Regions from separate parts of the Mus musculus genome. Here region 1 is linked to region 2. The links are chromatin loops, found by intact Hi-C in ENCODE. Cell type or tissue: heart. All regions are shown on one strand. Each heading gives the region's core, and the rest is flanking DNA. Links, peaks and the distances in the headings are about the cores only.

Evidence for each region. Peaks named below come from ENCODE experiments on the same cell type or tissue, not always from the same donor. Only the 100,000 strongest peaks of a DNase experiment are listed, where the experiment ranks them.
Region 1: a loop joins it to region 2, with 2.2 times the contacts of the local background. A loop is called at or near these places in 3 of 42 quality-filtered maps.

What each region holds. Positions count from the first base shown.
Region 1 is chr9:13,806,778-13,815,117 of GRCm38, forward strand. Mtmr2 (myotubularin related protein 2) reads left to right here. Exons shown (of 15, transcript NM_023858.4): 15 at 1-2,119. It overlaps Cep57 (centrosomal protein 57), which reads right to left. Exons shown (of 11, transcript NM_026665.4): 7 at 6,633-6,743; 8 at 5,856-5,933; 9 at 3,850-4,085; 10 at 3,083-3,227; 11 at 1,011-2,063. The coding sequence ends at 1,830. Among named protein-coding and RNA genes, the nearest start is that of Cep57, 16 kb to the right of the region's middle. In heart, for the core only: a CTCF peak has its summit at 3,407 (motif pointing left); no DNase peak of the experiment used is centred there.
Region 2 is chr9:13,745,164-13,753,503 of GRCm38, forward strand. Mtmr2 (myotubularin related protein 2) reads left to right here and starts at 4,016. Exons shown (of 15, transcript NM_023858.4): 1 at 4,016-4,237. The coding sequence starts at 4,158. Gm39291 (a long non-coding RNA gene) reads right to left here and starts at 4,039. Exons shown (of 3, transcript XR_870544.2): 1 at 3,659-4,039. In heart, for the core only: a CTCF peak has its summit at 4,114; a DNase peak (open chromatin) is centred at 3,968; H3K4me3 peaks cover 2,460 bases; H3K27ac peaks cover 1,917 bases.

The DNA of each region.
Region 1 (8,340 bases), core at 210-8,209, 62 kb after region 2:
ATACCCAGTATTTACAAGAATTGGTACCAAATAATTTGGTTGGTGTAAACTTAGCTATAAAAATTTTTTTGAGGAGGTATTTATGTTCCCAGCATTCAAGTAAGATTTCTGTAACAGTTCACTTTCCTCACTAGTCTGCTTTCTTCCCTGAAACCTTTGACCATCTTGGTATGACATCAGAGGGATGCTGATCATACGGTCACCCAAACGGCAGAGAAATATGTCACTCCAAAACCTTGCAATGTTTTCTGTGACCTCCAAGGAATCTTGAGTGTGGAATGTGCACACTAAAAGTGCTTATGTGGAGTTCAACTGCATTCCTGGTGTTCACACACACCCCAGTATGACATCAAGGAAAGCACTCCTTTCTTACGAAGCGTGGGATCCGCGCTGGCGTCTTGTACAGGATACAAGGGAGCTCTGCTGCAAGTGAACAAGAAACTGAAGCAGAATCAAAACCCAAAGCCTACAGTTGGAATCCAGCTGGAGACAGGTAGGAGTTACTATCCTCCAATTACTATTCTAACTAGGAGTTGGAGCCATCATCATTCAGATGACAGTTATACAGTTTACTGTCCTGAAATCCAAGGAATTAACACAAGTGGAACAGTTGGAAGTGGTGGTTGAGCCATGTCACCAGAGCAGTTTCTTACCTTCCTGGGGACTATGGACTCACGGTTGTCAGGTCATTGTTCCTGCAAACCTCATCAGAAAACTGCACACACAAATTTATATACAATTTCAGGTGACTCATGAAGCTTAAAAATCTATGTTTCTAACTAGAAAATTCACCAAGTGATAGGGCCTTCTGGTGCCCAAGTAACAAACAATTCATGCTATTCAACTTAGTAGATGGCTAGTATGTTCCCCAGCCTGTCTGAACCATTCAGGAACACTGAGCTTGGTCTCTGTAAGCACAAGGATGACAAGCATGCCTCAGATATTCTCGTTCCTCAATCACGATACTAACATGCACTTTTTGAGTTTGTATGACAAATAAAGCCTTTGTTAGCTGGCTGTTAAGCAAAGTTTAAAAACTGCTTTATTGATTTGAAGTACCAAATTTATAAAGATTATAACATGTCGATCTACTCAAAGTTAAATAATTTACATTGGCATGATAGATGTGTGTATTCAATTCACATACTGTATGCTAAAAGCATGAGCTTCTCTTAAGTCAAGATTAAACAGTGCTTAACATGATTACAAATAGATACTGTCTAAAAACTGTAAACGTGTACATTTTACAATACCCACGTTCTCATTCTTTATTCCAAAATTTCATTTACTTCAGTAACAACTGTTTATATAGTTTTTCTGAAGACATTGTGACATATTTCATGGATAACTGACTTAAGTGAATTTATGATTGATCAATGTCTAAAATACCAAAGCAAAACAAAGTCTTCTTGAAAACAGTACATTTAATGGTCATCTGGAGAAGGGAGAGTAGTGGTCACTTCATGCTGTGGGAAGATTTAAAAAACAAGACTTCAAGCACTGACTATGGGGACTATCTCATATTCTGAATTTTCAAACCCAATTTACATATATACCTAGTTTAAAAAACACACCCATGAGTAAAAAACTGGTCATTTGTTTACAAAGTGCAGTGAATGAGTACAGCAAATTCAAAGACAGTGAGGCTTCTCTGCCGCAGAACTCCATCTCCATCAGTTGTGCTACATAGCACAATAGACTGTAATGAAGCTTGGCCCCTAACACCTGCCAGTAATGGCAGCTTAGCAAGCATGAGACCTGGAAAGTCTGCTCATGTCCAGTACGTACATCGTTTATGACCAGTGAGGTACATCATTTATGACCTGGTGTCAGTAATCCCAACACAGATTACTGCTCTGCAGTGAATTCTGTATGGTCTGCATGTCCTTCAGTAACTGAAGATTTTTCCTGCTTTTTTCTCCAGGTCTCTGTTTGGCCAGATCCTTCTTACTTGCGGTCCTTGGGACTCCAGATGAACGACCGCTGCTGTTCCCTTCTTCATCAAGAGTCTTTTTGTTAGCTTTTAATTCCTTCTTCTGCTTATCTATGTTTTGTTTCTCCAGCTGACCAAATAATCAAAACAGGGAAAAAATGAATTCAATAAAAACATTTTCTTTTAGCTTTGTTTTTGATACGAGGTCTTGCTATGTTCAGTCTTAAACTCTTGATTCTTCTGCCTCAACTTCTTAAGTACACCATTGACTTAAATAATCTTCCTCTAACACTCAAGTGATAGATTCTAGGTGGGTTTTTTTAAAAGCACATAGATCTGCAGAAGTTATAAATCACATATGTAAAATACACAGCCAGGTAAATAAGTGCTATATAAATACTGTAAAAGTCTCCTTAAGGAGAGAGGGACAGGCTTCGAATTCTCCCTGCTTGACCAGACTGTAAACTCTAACAGCTACTAGTTAGTTGTCAGTCCAGCACCAACAACCACACAGGATCTCCTTGGGCAGGTTATTTCATTTACTGAGATAGTCACAGTTACTTCACCTATAAAATGGGTTTTAAGGAAATGAAGTGAGATGGCATTCTCAATATACTTGATTCTGTGCCAGTGAAATAGTTCTTCCACATCACACAGCATTTGGAAGCTTGAGAGGGATTTTTTACTTCTAAAACCTACTTCAGAGTTGTCCACTTCTACCCAGACTCCAATTGCTGTCAACCCAGGAGCTGGACTCTACCCCTGTTCTACCCCTATTTCACAGCAATCTCAAATACAGTCTGTTTCTCTAGATGAGAACACCAAGTAGGCTTATTAAATGTGAGTAACCCTTTTCCTTTTAGTCATTATTTAGTATGAGCAAACATACTACTTTTTTTTACATATTTAATCTGACTTTGAAAATTAAAAATTCTAGCTGTATTTTTAGACAATTTAGTCAAACTAAACCACTTAGTTTTGTTCATAAAGCCAAGGATATTAAATATAGTCAGTAAAGACACATCTTATATGAAATATAAGAACTAACACTTCTTAACACAGACTGTTAGGAAAATCTCCAGAAACAGCTTAAGCATCATCAATTAATATACATGAAGGGGGAAAAAACGACAGAAGGGCAGGAGTCACCTGGGCTTGGTATTTTCGAACTTTAGTTATCTGATTGGCCTTCGCTTCCATTCTTCCCACTAATGCCTCCAATTCACACTCCAGGTTGTCTTTTAGTTCCACAGTTGGTGATTCCTGTATGAGTTTAGTAAGCTGCTGATGATCACTGCATACAAACCACAAGGGAGACTACCTTCAGTTCCTCATTTTTAAGTTATGTCCTTTATATTTCACTATGGGATTCACCACTCTTAAAAAATAACTCCTTTTAACAAACTGCTGCTCTATACATGGGTGGCTCATAACCACCTGTGACTTCAGCTCCAGGGGCTCTGATGCCCTCTCCTGGCCTCCTTGGGGACCTGCACACATGTGATATATACATAAATAAAAACAAAGGTTTACAAAAATGAAGATACATGCAAGTATTCTTAATCCCAGACAAATTTGGGTCCATCCAGGGTTGCAGGCTAATATAAACTTTTATCTGCTTCTCCCATCAGCATCACTTATAAAGTAAATCCTCTGGGACACTGGCTTTCAAACGCTGTCCTAACTCATTAGTTATATTTGGATAACCCTCAATACTACTGAGCTTTTACCTAAGCCTTGGCATTTGACATCTAACAAAATAGAAAGGGAGGCTTGTTTAACTCCCAGCCAGTGGGCTGGTGTAATGGCTATGTTCAACATCAGTGAATAAAATTAGGATTAAAAATCCAAGCTGCTAGAAAAAAATGAGATTTTAGAACTAAATGTAATTTTAAATTCAAAAAGTCAAAACTCACAAGCTCATTTGCCCAAATTCATCCTGTAAAGTCTGCAAGACATCCGAAAGTTCTTCATTAACACTGCTGGAAGGAGGCACCACTGACTTCTTACTCTTACTAACTCGTGAGCAAGCTTGCTTTGCCAAGGGAACACTGTTAACAACTCGATCATTGCACAGGGCTTTACTGTGGTGTTTCATCAGATGCAAGACATGCTGAACATTGGCTACCACGGCATGGCTGGGACTGGTGGACTAAAGAGAAAAGTAAATCAAGCAAATAATGTCCTTGATTGCCAGGTTCTAGTTTGTAACCCGAGTAAGAGTTCATCTCTAAATCCTAAGGCATAAATGTACTATACTGTGGCAAATTGGCAACTAGCCATCCACCTGTATCAAACACTTGGCTGATGTACTAACGTCTTCAGTTAGTAATGAACACCCTGCTGGGGATGTGGCTGAGTTGGCAGGTACTTAAGGAGCATGTAAGAGTAAGAGGCCCTTCTTTGGTCCCCAGCATCATATAAATTGTTGCACACCTGTAATTCCAGCACTTAAGAAGGCAGGAGGACCAGAAATTATTTATCCTGTGCTATAGTGGAGTTCAAGACCACATCTAAAATCAAACAACCCAACTGACCTTCTTGCCTCTTGTAGGAAGCGCTAACGTTTATCTGCCACAACATAAAAATACAATAAAACTTCATAGCTTTCTTGAACTTGTTTCCAATAGGAAATAACAATTCCAATAGTTGGCTGGGCTTGTTTAAGCTCCATAAGTCACCAGCAGACTTAACTTGTTTAAAATGCAGATTTAGGGGAATAACTTAAGACCTAATGTGCTTGTTGTTTAAAAATGTTTCTGTATTATTTGTTAATTTGTCTTGGCTAATTGTGGTGGGGAAGAATCATACACGCCAAACTCAAATGAGGTGATCCTAGGAATGAAAAGGTGGCCCATGACCATCAGAAAGAGTGAATACTCATTACTTGCCAGTAAAACACACACACACACACACACACACACACACACTCTCTCTCTCTCTCTCTCTCTCTCTCTCTCTCTCTCTAATGGCCAATGTGTATACTTTAATATGCAATGAACAGATTTTAAAAAGTTTTGTTACTGTTAGAAGCTCAAGTAAACAATTGTGTTTTCTTAAACTTTTGGAATAACACTTCTAAAGAATATATAAAACAACTTCACATTAAAGAGCCTTGTCTTGCCCTTTGTGATTAAAGGCTTCAATGACAATTTGCCAAGACAACAAAATGGGTGGAAAGGACTCTAGACAAGACTGGACAATACAAAGATGAACCAATTGTCAAATGGAATAGGTAAATGTATAATTACAGATTTAAGCATACCATATAGGGACACCATGATGGTTGCTGTACAAGTGTTACGATTTAAGTTCTATCTACAGAACCCATGGTAGAGAGAAATCCCATCAGGTTGTATCCTGATCTTCACATGTACAGGGTCAAAGTGCCCCAACTCCCCATTTCTTCACATTGAAAACAAAGTTTGTAATAATCACAGAAATCAAAAAGTAAGTTTGTGTAAAAAATAACTTCACAACTGTACTTATAAAGGCTTATACAAAGACTCAAGAAAAAAACCTTAGGCTGTGCCTTCTACAAGGTTTTACTAGAACTACATATGGTGGCTCACATCTATAATTCTAGCACTCCCAAAGCCGATGCAGGATTTTTCTTTTAATGTCCCCTAAAATGTGTTTTCTGAAGACTGAAATAAGGTCTGAAAAAATGTCTCAACAGTTAAGAACACTGACTGCTCTTTCAATGGAATTCCACGTTCAATTCCCAGCACCCACATGGCAGGTTACTCTAAGCTATAACTCTAGTCCCGGGGGACCCAACACCCTCTTCTGGCCCCCGTGAGTACTAAAACAGACAGGACACACAGACAGGCAAAACACCCATATCCATGTTTAACAGGAAATAAAAAAAGCTAAAGATACTGAAAATATTTTAAACATAAAAACAATAGCTACAACTCACCGTTCCAGCAACAAAAGGCATATCACCTAAGCACAATCTGTAATGTGGCTGTGCACCAAAATAGGTCCTAGAACCTTTCTGGATGGAGAAAAAAGAAAATCATTTTATTTTATTTTGGTGAGCTAATCCAAGACTCCAGCTCACTGTGGAACTACTGGGTACCTTGGTGTACCACTCTTTTTTTTCCTGCAGAAACCAGGCTTCAAGAAGTTACTTGGCCCAGAGTTTAATAAGATAAAACTCATTATGGAAAAAGCATGGCAACCATAGGTCTGGGAATGGGTGTGTATTCATCACACTGTACCATCAGTCAAGAAGTAAAGATAGAGGACAGGAAAAGGGTCAGGCTAAGAACCTCAAGGCCTACTTTCCAGTGATTTAATAGGGGACGTTTTATATTCAAACCACACTTGTTTATATTGGGATCGTATAGTGCTGGCTGAACAACCTCGTTTTACTTGAAGGCTAAGGAGGTTGTGGGGAATACTAACAAAACAGATGCAAGAATTAAGTAGAGGAACAAAGCATTTTAAGAGAAAGGTAATGAATACAGGCTGAATATTTTTAGTATTTTTATGATCTTCTATGGTTCCCAATTTTCATATAGGTCCTCAGAACCAAGGTAAGAATTCATGAGTAAATCTTACTTATCTTCACCTTTGAACATGGAAACTAAGAATGAGAGTTACCTCCTAAGGTTCTAATACCACACAGCTTTGAGTACTTTTTACACAAATTTTTACACAAAATTGGTACTCTGACTGATTGTTTTCATACCTTTTCTGGTGGTTTTGACTTCTTTTTTTTTATTTTTCTAGTGCTGGTTGAAACACATGAAGTAGTCTTATCTTCAAAAATAAGTCTATTTGCTTCTAGACCACTCTGTAACTAGAAAAAAATAGCATAGAGTTAATGATGTAAAATAAAAGCTACAACTCACATACGAGGCACCATTTAAGTCTGTACAATACAGTAGTAATCATTTCAATGAGACAGCATGGATGTACTGTATGTCTTTAGCCTCTCATTTATGTGAACTGCTAAGCCACAGTTGGCTATGTACTGCCTGGAAGCACTGTTTCACTACTGGTAGGTAGTATGCAAATTCTAGTTCAGAAATTAAATGGAATGTACACAGCTCCATTTAATGAATGAATGACAGCATGCTATGTTCACTTTTAAAAGCATGATTACCGTAAAAGTAGACCCAAAGCAACTCAAGAGCAAAATAGATTCCTTCCTGTTTAATGCTCAAAAGTAGCAATAATTATTTCAGCAATCGTTATCTTTTTAGTAGAATTTCTACACTCCTCTGGGCTGGAGAGACTGATGGGCTTAGGAGCACTTTCTGCTGCTCCCATCAGAGAAAATGTTCCCAGCAACCCCCACATGGTAGCTTTTAACCATTTACTCCCAGGTTAAATGATCAAGAGGGTCCAGTACCTCTGGCCTCTGCAAGCATTGTACACATGTGGCACATATACAAAACATGCAGGCAAAACTCCCAAATACTTAAAGCAAATCTTGGGGGGGGTGGAGGGAGACGCAAATTCCTTCAAACTCTCTGTCAATGGCCATTTTGTCTCCCTATATAACAAAAGCCTGGAGTTTGGTAAAAATTCCAACCAGCAGATTTTTTTCTCTAAAGTGTTTACAATTTCTACACGAGGCAAAGCTCCCCAGAAGTTATGACTGAACTTTAGGGAACAGCAGAAGTAATGAATGAAAAACAAAGAACACCGAGCACCCCCTCCCGTCTCATGCATGCTTAGGACAGGGTCTCCCGGCAATGGCATGCCAGCTCTCCACCCTCGGGAGCATGGCAGCCTTGCTCATACTTTATTAATAGTTTATACGAGACCTAACTCCACAGGAAATCATCCTTACAGTGTCAAAAAGTGTCAGCTCTAACAGAAACCCCTTAAAAGTCACTTTTCGATTCTATCTTATCTATCTAGTTTTCCTTGCTGATTTCTTTTATGTATGCCTGAATTTTAAAGTACTTTTATTATCATTTCTCGTTTGAGTTCACTAGCACTATAAAACCCAGGCTCTAGATGGCTAAATAATCTGTTTTGGATTATACAAACCGGAACCAACAAGATACAGAAACGCATCTGCCTTCCACTACCATGGCATTCACCATCACAACTCAAACTTGAACAATTCATCAATCAATGAGTCTGTGAAAATTTCTATTTGGCATATAAGGGCTATACACTAAAACTGAATAAAAAATTACCCATGCATATGCATGGTTACATTTAAGGAACAGAAACACAGTAAAATAGTTATCTCTAAAGTTGGAAGAAATTCTCTAAAAATCAAAACTGTTTAAATGGCCATTAACCCAACAAGTACACAGAGAGTAAATTTACCAATCTTATCAATTTTAATATAAAAGAATCAATGACTCAAAGAAGCTCCAGAAAAAAAACTGCAATGTTTCTATTCCTACAACCGCATCTAGACACAGTGCCACAGA
Region 2 (8,340 bases), core at 300-8,299:
ACATATACCTGGTGTATATGTCTGGTACTTTACCCATTAGAATACCTCTCTAATTCTTCTCTTTTAAATGTGGATATGTATATTTGTGAGTATATTGTATATATGGAAATCTGTGTACTTGCATAGGGGCACATGCACATATGTATGGAAGCCTCCTCTGCTTTGGGTGCCTGACCTAGTTCGGTTCTTTGCTGCTATAATAAACTCCATGACCAAAAGTGTCTTGTGGAGGAAAGGGCTTAATTGGCTTATGAATCCCCATCACACTTCATCATTGAAGGAAGTCAAGAACCATGAAAGAAAGCTATTTACTGTCTTGCTTTACCCAACCTGATCAGCTAGCTTGTTTGTCTGCCTTCCTTCCTTCCTTCCTCCCTCCCTTCTTTCTTTCTCTTCCTTCCTTTCAACTTTTGAGTCTTTGTGAGTTTTACATCATGTATTCCATTCCCACTCATCTCTCCATCCCCTTCCACATTTGCAAGCCCCTTCCCCAAAGAAAATAAAAAAATACACAAACAAAACAACACATACAAAATATCTCTTTGTGGAAGCTACAATGTCTCACAGTGTGTCCCACAACATACCCTTCTGTCCACATATCTTTCTCTTGAAAATGTTCATTTCAATACTCATTGGTCTGGTTCAAGGTCTCTGGTTTCTGTCACAAATGTTAGTGATCCCCAAAGACACAGACAGGGCCAATCTGATGCAACTCACAGCAGGGTCTTTATTCTATTCGAGGTAGCTCAGGTGTCCCCAGGGCACCACCATCACACAGGATGGTTTTTTTGGGGTGTGTGTGTGGCGGAATATCTATCAAGGCTTTATAGTAAACAGCAAACAGGAGGTGGTGGTGGTGGTAAGTGTGCAAACATCTAATTGGAAAGCTACTGTGGCCTTTAACATAATTGGCTGGTGCTGGGAGTCATATAAACTTAAATTTCTGCTCCCTTCTACATGGGTGGCATTAGGCAAGGGGGGGCCTTGTAACCTGGAGGTGCAGGTTTTGTTGGGGGAATAACTTGGAAACTAATGCTAGGTACCAGCCTGTTAGTTTATCTGAGTTCAAACTTAGGTCAGGTTCTCTAAAATGGAGTCTGAACTTAAAAGATTTGGCCTTTCAACAGCATCACTACTGGATCTTCACCAGGACTCCTCCTGGTTATCCTGCTATGGTCCTTTGCCATGAAGATCCTGCAGCAAGACCAGCCCTTTCAAGAATTCTAACAGTTCACAGATGATGTAGATTTTAGGGGTGGGCCTGGCTGGTTCAACTTTCTTTTTCTTTTTTTTAAAAAGATTTTTATTTATGTGAGACCACTGTAGCTGTCTTCAGACACACCAGAGGGCGCATCAGATCCCATTACAGATGGTTGTGAGCCACCATCTGGTTGCTGGGAATTGAACTCAGGACCTCTGGAAGAGCAGTCAGTGCTCTTAATTGCTGAGCCATCTCTCCAGCCTTAAGCTTGCTTGCTTTATTGTGTTGTCTAGAACCACCCTCCTGGGGATGGTGCTGCTCATAGTGGGATGGGCCTGCCCACACTCATCATTAATCAAGAAAATGCTCCACAGTCATGCCCACAGGCCAATCCAATGGGGGATTCCTTAATTGAGGTTCCTTCTTCCCAGCTGACTCTAGTTTGGGTCAAGTTGACAGAAACTGACTAGCTCACCATACTTCTTGTTTTGTGAGGCAGACTCCTTCACTTTTGCCTGAACTCAATTTGACTAGACTGGCCGGCCAGGTGAATAAGCAGGAATGCACCCATCTCTGTCCTCTTGGCAGTGAGATTACAATCGAGCCATGAAGCTCTCCCTCCCATTCTCTCTCTCCCTCCCTCCCTCCCTCCCTCCCTCCCTCCCTTCCTTCCTTCCTTCCTTCCTTCCTTCCATGTAGGTCCTTAGGGGATGGAGTTCACATCTTCATAGTTGGACAGCAAGCCTTTTACTGAGCCATTACCTGATGCTGAAGTATTCTTAAAAAAATGAGGCATCTGGGGTGTAAAAAAGTCTTAGGTTCATATTTCCTGGCTTTATGACATAACAAGCAATGCGTGAGATAAATAATGCAGTGATTTAAACTTCATCTGAAATTATTCTTTGCTTTTTTATTCTTCTTCATTCCGGTTAGATGTAGAGCTAGAGTGCTTGGGGAAGAAAACCAACAATAACAACAGATCTATTTACTAAGAACTTCCTGTGCAACTGACTGTTAAGAAAAACAACCTGTTCAGTTGTCAGAGATGAACAACAAACATTCAAAGTAAGTTTAGTGACAGAATCAGGATTGCAATGCAGACTTTTCTGGTTGCAACCCCTCTCCATTTGATACTGTTCCATAATAACTAGAGAGGGTCATGCACAAGTTATATTACCAGGAAGCCAGGTTTGTAATAACCAATACAGTGCTAGAAATGGGTCTTTCATTTAAGGGTTCATTCTTCTTCAACATTCATAGTTGGGAAGACACAAGTTGAAGTGTTAGGCGATCATTAGCATTTAAAAAGTCTGATAGAGAAAGAGAAGCAATAGATGCATTCTATCGTGAATCTTACAGATATTTGTGTTTGTCAAAGTGTTTCATTTCACTATTTATTTTCCTGGGCTATCAGAGAGGTGCAATTAAAATCTCTTGAAAAATTTCAGAGATGAAAATAATTGCTTATCATTTATCCTGGTCACCTGGAGATGAACAGATTTTTCTATCACGTGTTCCCAGCTCTGCTTTTCTGTTTTATCACAGGCTCAAAAAACAATGGAGCCAAGTGACCATGGACTGGAATCTTTGAAACCATCAGCCAAAATAAATCTTTCATTGGGAATACTGTAAAGGAAAGCTAGTACACAAATTATTTCCTTGGTTCTATAAATTATGATTGTGTTTTAAAACCAAGTTTTAAATTAAATCTAGTTTGTAAGAACACAATTATATTTATCCTAGCAGGATTTTTTTAAAAGTTTCTTTTATTTACAGAAATAATCTTTGTGTTTTTGCTTTCCAGACGTGTGAGGTGTTTAAGGCAGAGTCACAATTAGAGAAATTCCTCCAGTACTTTCCTTCCTGTGTCCTGAGTAACAGAAAGTCACGGGTATTAACATTCCCTCTTTACCCAGTTTCTGTTCCTTTATCACATTCCATCTCCACACTCCCTTCCTGCTTTGTAAGGGAATATGAAGCAGCACACCGGAGGTAAGTCTGTTCTCCATGTTACATCATGACATTCAGTAGTGTTTTTGTCTAATTCTTTTTGTGATTTTAGCAGCTTCTCCCTCATTCTCACTTCAATACTTACTATGCCTTATAGGTTGGTGTCAATGTGCTTATCAGCTACAGACACACTTTCAAGCCACTTTAACCCATACTTTTGTCACTGGAGGCCTGAAAATTCAACTCCATTCTCACTTTCCTTTGTATAACGCTGTTCAGAGATGGAAATTTCCCTTCCCCTCCCCATTCAGGGTAGCTGTTACTATCTTTCTCCTACAAACCACTTGTTAGTGGTCTGTCATCCTTTAGTTTTCTTTCATTAACAGTTACCATTTATTAAGTTTGTTAGGTTGTTTATATATTGACTACTGTCTGAGTGCTTAAGCAGGCATTGCTTTAGGCGTTTTATATTTATCAATAGTTATTCTGTGAGGTTAATATACTTACACAGAAGGAAGCAGATGTAAATGCAAGGTAACTGGAGGCCGTGGGATCAGTCTGCTTAGCTTCACTGTTACCGTTACAAAATGGGTTCTCACATCACGTATGATCTCACATCACTACTTCTAACCTCACCCTTAAATACCTCACCCCCTCATCCCACAGGCCGCCCACATTCCTCTCATTTTCCTCGAGTCCACCTCTCCCAAGCCGTCACATCTTGTGTTTTCTCTGACATACTAGTGTCCTCTTCCTTCTGGAGATTTTCCTGTTAGCTGACTCTCACTGGGCGGCCAGGCGCATGCGCATCGCTCCGCTTTGTAGCGCCACGGGGCCCGACTCCCGACAGCCCCCGCGCGCAGTGCAGGCTGGGGGAACATGGCCGCTTCCGGTCTCGGAGCCTGCCTGGCGCGGGGCTGACCGCGGCTGCGGCCCCGTGCGCTCCTCCCTCTGCATCTCGCGCCGGCGGCCGCGGAGGGCGCAGCGGCCTCCAGTTTCTCGCGCCATGGAGAAGAGCTCCAGCTGCGAGAGTCTCGGCGCGCAGCTCCCGGCGGCAAGGCTGCCCAGCGAGGACTCACTGTCCAGGTGAGGCCGGGCGTATGGGGACGGAGGCCGGGAGCAAGTGTAGATGGAGACGCCAGGGCGTGCGGGAAGAGAGACTGAGGCTGCTCCTGCGGGAGGGAGGCCGGGGCATGCGGAGGAGAGACCTGGGCCTAGAGAGGCTGGACCCCGAAGAGGGCAAAAGCCGCGGGCATCCCGTGGGTATGGAGAGCCCAGCAGAGCAGTGCTTGCTTCCTCCTCTGGGCCTTTGGTGCGAGAAGTGAAAATACAGTTTCTTTATGGCCACTGCCCCTCTAATTCCCGCTCATTTTCCGGTCCTAGATTTTGCTCCAGTTGTGTTTAAGGACGCAGCGTTTTTTACTTTATCAGGAGTTCAGTTGTCAAGGGCGTGACATTTTCATTCTTGTGCTCTAATCACAGTTTGGGGACCAGCCCATTACCAGACAAGAGGCTTTAGAGGACACTGAGACAAGCGTGCTTAGATTTGAAATGGAGAGGGGACGAAGCCTTCAGAGTCAGCTTCTCAGCTTAAACATCAGTGACATTACCATCACAATATACATTATATGTGGTGTCTGTTTGGAGCATTCTTCAATTAACTGTAGATAACAGCTTTATTATAGAACTTGTCAGTTTAAATTTTAAGCTTAATGTAGGCAGACAGCCACAGATGAATCGAATGTACAGGCAAGGTAGACTGTTATTTCCACTTACTGTGTTAAGTGTTTATCTAAATTATTTCAAGTTTTGTTTTGTTTGTCTACAAAGTACTACAAGCAAGTATTAATGTTTGATTATGATAGCTCAGCTTTTTTCTGCCCGGTCACTCCAAAGTTGTTTGTTTGTTTACAGATGCTCAAATAAATTATCTTATTTGCTTTCATACATTCTACAAAATCATCTTTAATATTTCTCAATGTATCACACAATTTCTTTCACCCAGTAGATTGATAAACGTATTACTATTTAAAAGTGTCTTTGTGTGTGTGTACTTGCATGAGTTCATGTGTACCACAGGCATGGAGGAGTCCAGGAGGTGAGATTCCCTTAAACTGGAGGACAGGTCGGTGTGACCCTCCTGTGGATGCTGGGAACTGAACCCTGGTCCTCTGTCAAAGTAGCAAGTGCTCTCAACTGCTGAGCCATCTCTTCAGCTCTCACTTAAATTACTGTTGAGTTTAGCTATGAGAATTATTTCTACTTGTTGGAGAGTGGAGATTATCTCAGTTTAGGAAAAACTCCAAGTTTATAACTGAAGTTGATAAAGCCCTAATGGTCTCAAATGCTTCTATTATGAGATGAATTTAGTTGAAATACTGTGTTTGAATAATTATTTTCTGGGAGTAACATAAATATGAAAGTAAACATAACTCATTTCAGGGTCCCTTTTTAAGGTTATACACAGTGTTAGAGTTGGAGGAATGGCTTGGGAAGTATAGCTTCTACTAAAAGTGTGGTTTGATGGATTACATGAGAGTCATTTTAGAGATGTTGGTTTAACTTTGCCTTCTGTGTCATATAGATCTGATTTTTTGGCTTGAAAAGACCATTTATTTTTTCTGTATACAACGTTCAGAAATTTCTAATCAACTGTGGTGCACACTGATGGGTGACTCTTGCTTGGCATTGCCCTGTTGAGGCAGTTCCTGGGTACTCGGTACACATATGGCTCCCCTTTGCTAGGTAACATCCTGGTCATCCTGCTGTTTCTATTGTATTTTGTTGGTCTGTCTCTGACTCTTTGTTTAAGTTGGACTCTGGAATATAAATATAAATAAGTACTTACTGTAGGCCAGTTGTGAGGGCTCGGCTAGACCTGCCCTTCAGTGGTGGCGATATTACTACCTACATCTAGTTTCCATCTTCCAGGCTCCCATTAAGCTTCCAGCAACCCCAAGCTCATCCTCAGCTTCCTTGGATGTGAACCCACCTGGCACCCTGTGTGCTCTTTATTGATAGCATTTTGTTTTCTTTCCTGTTTTGGGCATAGCCCTGTCTTTATTGAGCTTGTTAAGGCCTCTTTTTTTTTTTTTTTTTCTTTTGATTACTTTGACTCCTATTTTCTAATTTTCCCTGTCAGTCATTTTAATGTGTCTTTTCTTCATCATATATCCTCAAGCTGTAGCTATTCTGGGCAATATTTTATTTGTCTTTGGTTATTTTGATATTTATAAGTTGCTTTCTAGTTGATAAATTTATTTGATTGCTTGGTCCATGTCCCATATTTATGCCTAACTTTCACCAACAAAGCAAGAGGATATTCATATACTGAAGGCCATTCACAATTGCTTTCTTACGCCTAGTCTCCTGAGTGCCATAATTATAGGTGGACACCATCCTTCCTACCCCTCAACTTAATTACACTTTTAAATTGTAAGTTAACGTCATTTGAAAATAATGAATCCTGGGTTACTGTTTCTGTGAGTTTTAATCATGGTCTTTAGAAGTAAAGAGTTCCCAGATGCCTGAAGCATATTTTGTTGCAAAATCTCCTCTGTAGTTTTAGCTTCAAAGTCACTTTAAAGTGATATGTTGGCCGGAAATAGGTTTCTGTGTTTCTTCAAGTAGTGATAGTTATATAATACCACATTCTTAGGTATTCCCATTGTGACTCGTGGTGTGTTTCTGAGGCAGCTGGCCAGGACTAGTGTCAGAAGTTATAGATTCAGGATGAGGTGAGGTGACTGTATGGCTGATTGTCTCTCTTGACATTGTTCTTATTGGCGTAGAGTCTTGCACTGATTGTATTGGTAATCTAAAAATTATTTTGAATTTCACTATTTCTAGATCCTAAAAGAACTTTAACATTCTCTTTATTTAAGACCCAATATTATTATGAACTCACCACTCACCAGGACGTTTATCAAGACTTTTTTGTTTTTGTTTTTGAAACAGGGTTTTTCTGTGTACCCCTGGCTGTCCTGGAACTTGCTCTGTAGATCAGGCTGGCCTAAGATCAAAAGATCTACCTGCCTCTGCTTCGAAAGAGCTGGAATTAAGAGTGGTGGCTGGAATCAAGCCACCACCAGCAGCAGCCTTACTATCATGATTGTGTTCATGTATGAAAGATAATGCTGAGATTAAAGCTGAGTTTGGGCTTAGTGTACTTTTTCTTTCTTAAATCTCAGCTTTAAAGGAAATTTTCTGAGTATTTATTATTTGCAGCTATGGGTAACATACTCAAAAGTATAGACTCTAAGACTTTTCCTAATAAGATATATCACTGTAAGATATACTTATAAAAAGCATAATAATGGAAAAATTATATGAGAGCGTAAATAAACCAAACGAAAGTAACCTGAATTGTACCCAAGGGAAGGAAATGAACAGGCCGGGCACTGATGTCCAGAAGGCAGGAAGTTTATTTTGGGAAGCTGCCAAATTAATGCTATTGTATTAAAAACAACCAGGGTCTAAGATTGCATGTGATTTAGGGTTTTGAATAGTGGAAATTTTCCAGATTCTAATGTAGAATGTTCTTCATTTTTAAGGGAAAATGGCTTTGAATATGTGAAGTACTTGCTATCGTTATGCCTTGTAATTAGGTGAAATAAATGACTGAATGCTAATTAAGGACCTGGAATGAATTTATAAGACTGATTCTACAGGAAGCAGGTTAAAAATGGAGCTCTAAAAAGTGATGAATGTTGGGGCTGGAGAGATGGCTCAGTGGTTAAGAGCACTGGCTGTTCTTCCAGATGTCCTGAGTTCAGTTACCAGCAACCACATGGTGGCTCACAATCATCTGTGATGGGATCCGATGCCCTCTTCCAGTGTGTCTAAAGATAATTACAGTGTGCTCATGTGCATAAAATAAATAAATAAATAAAGTGATGATGTCAGAAGGTTCCTGATACTCAGAGTATAAGAGATTGGAAGATGCCCTCCCAATGGATCATAGCTTCAGTCCCCTATCCACACAGCTAGCTGGCCTTCATTTCTCCCACTGTGATGGGGCACCACTGAAAAAAGCAAGCTGTCCTTGGTGAGCGCTAAGCACCCAGGGTGGAAGCCACTTTCTTTCACAGACTATTGCTACTGTGAATAACCTTTAGCTCTTTGAATACTTTTTAGTCTAGATTCAGTTATGACAGGTACTGGACTTTAAATATAAAAAAATGAACTTT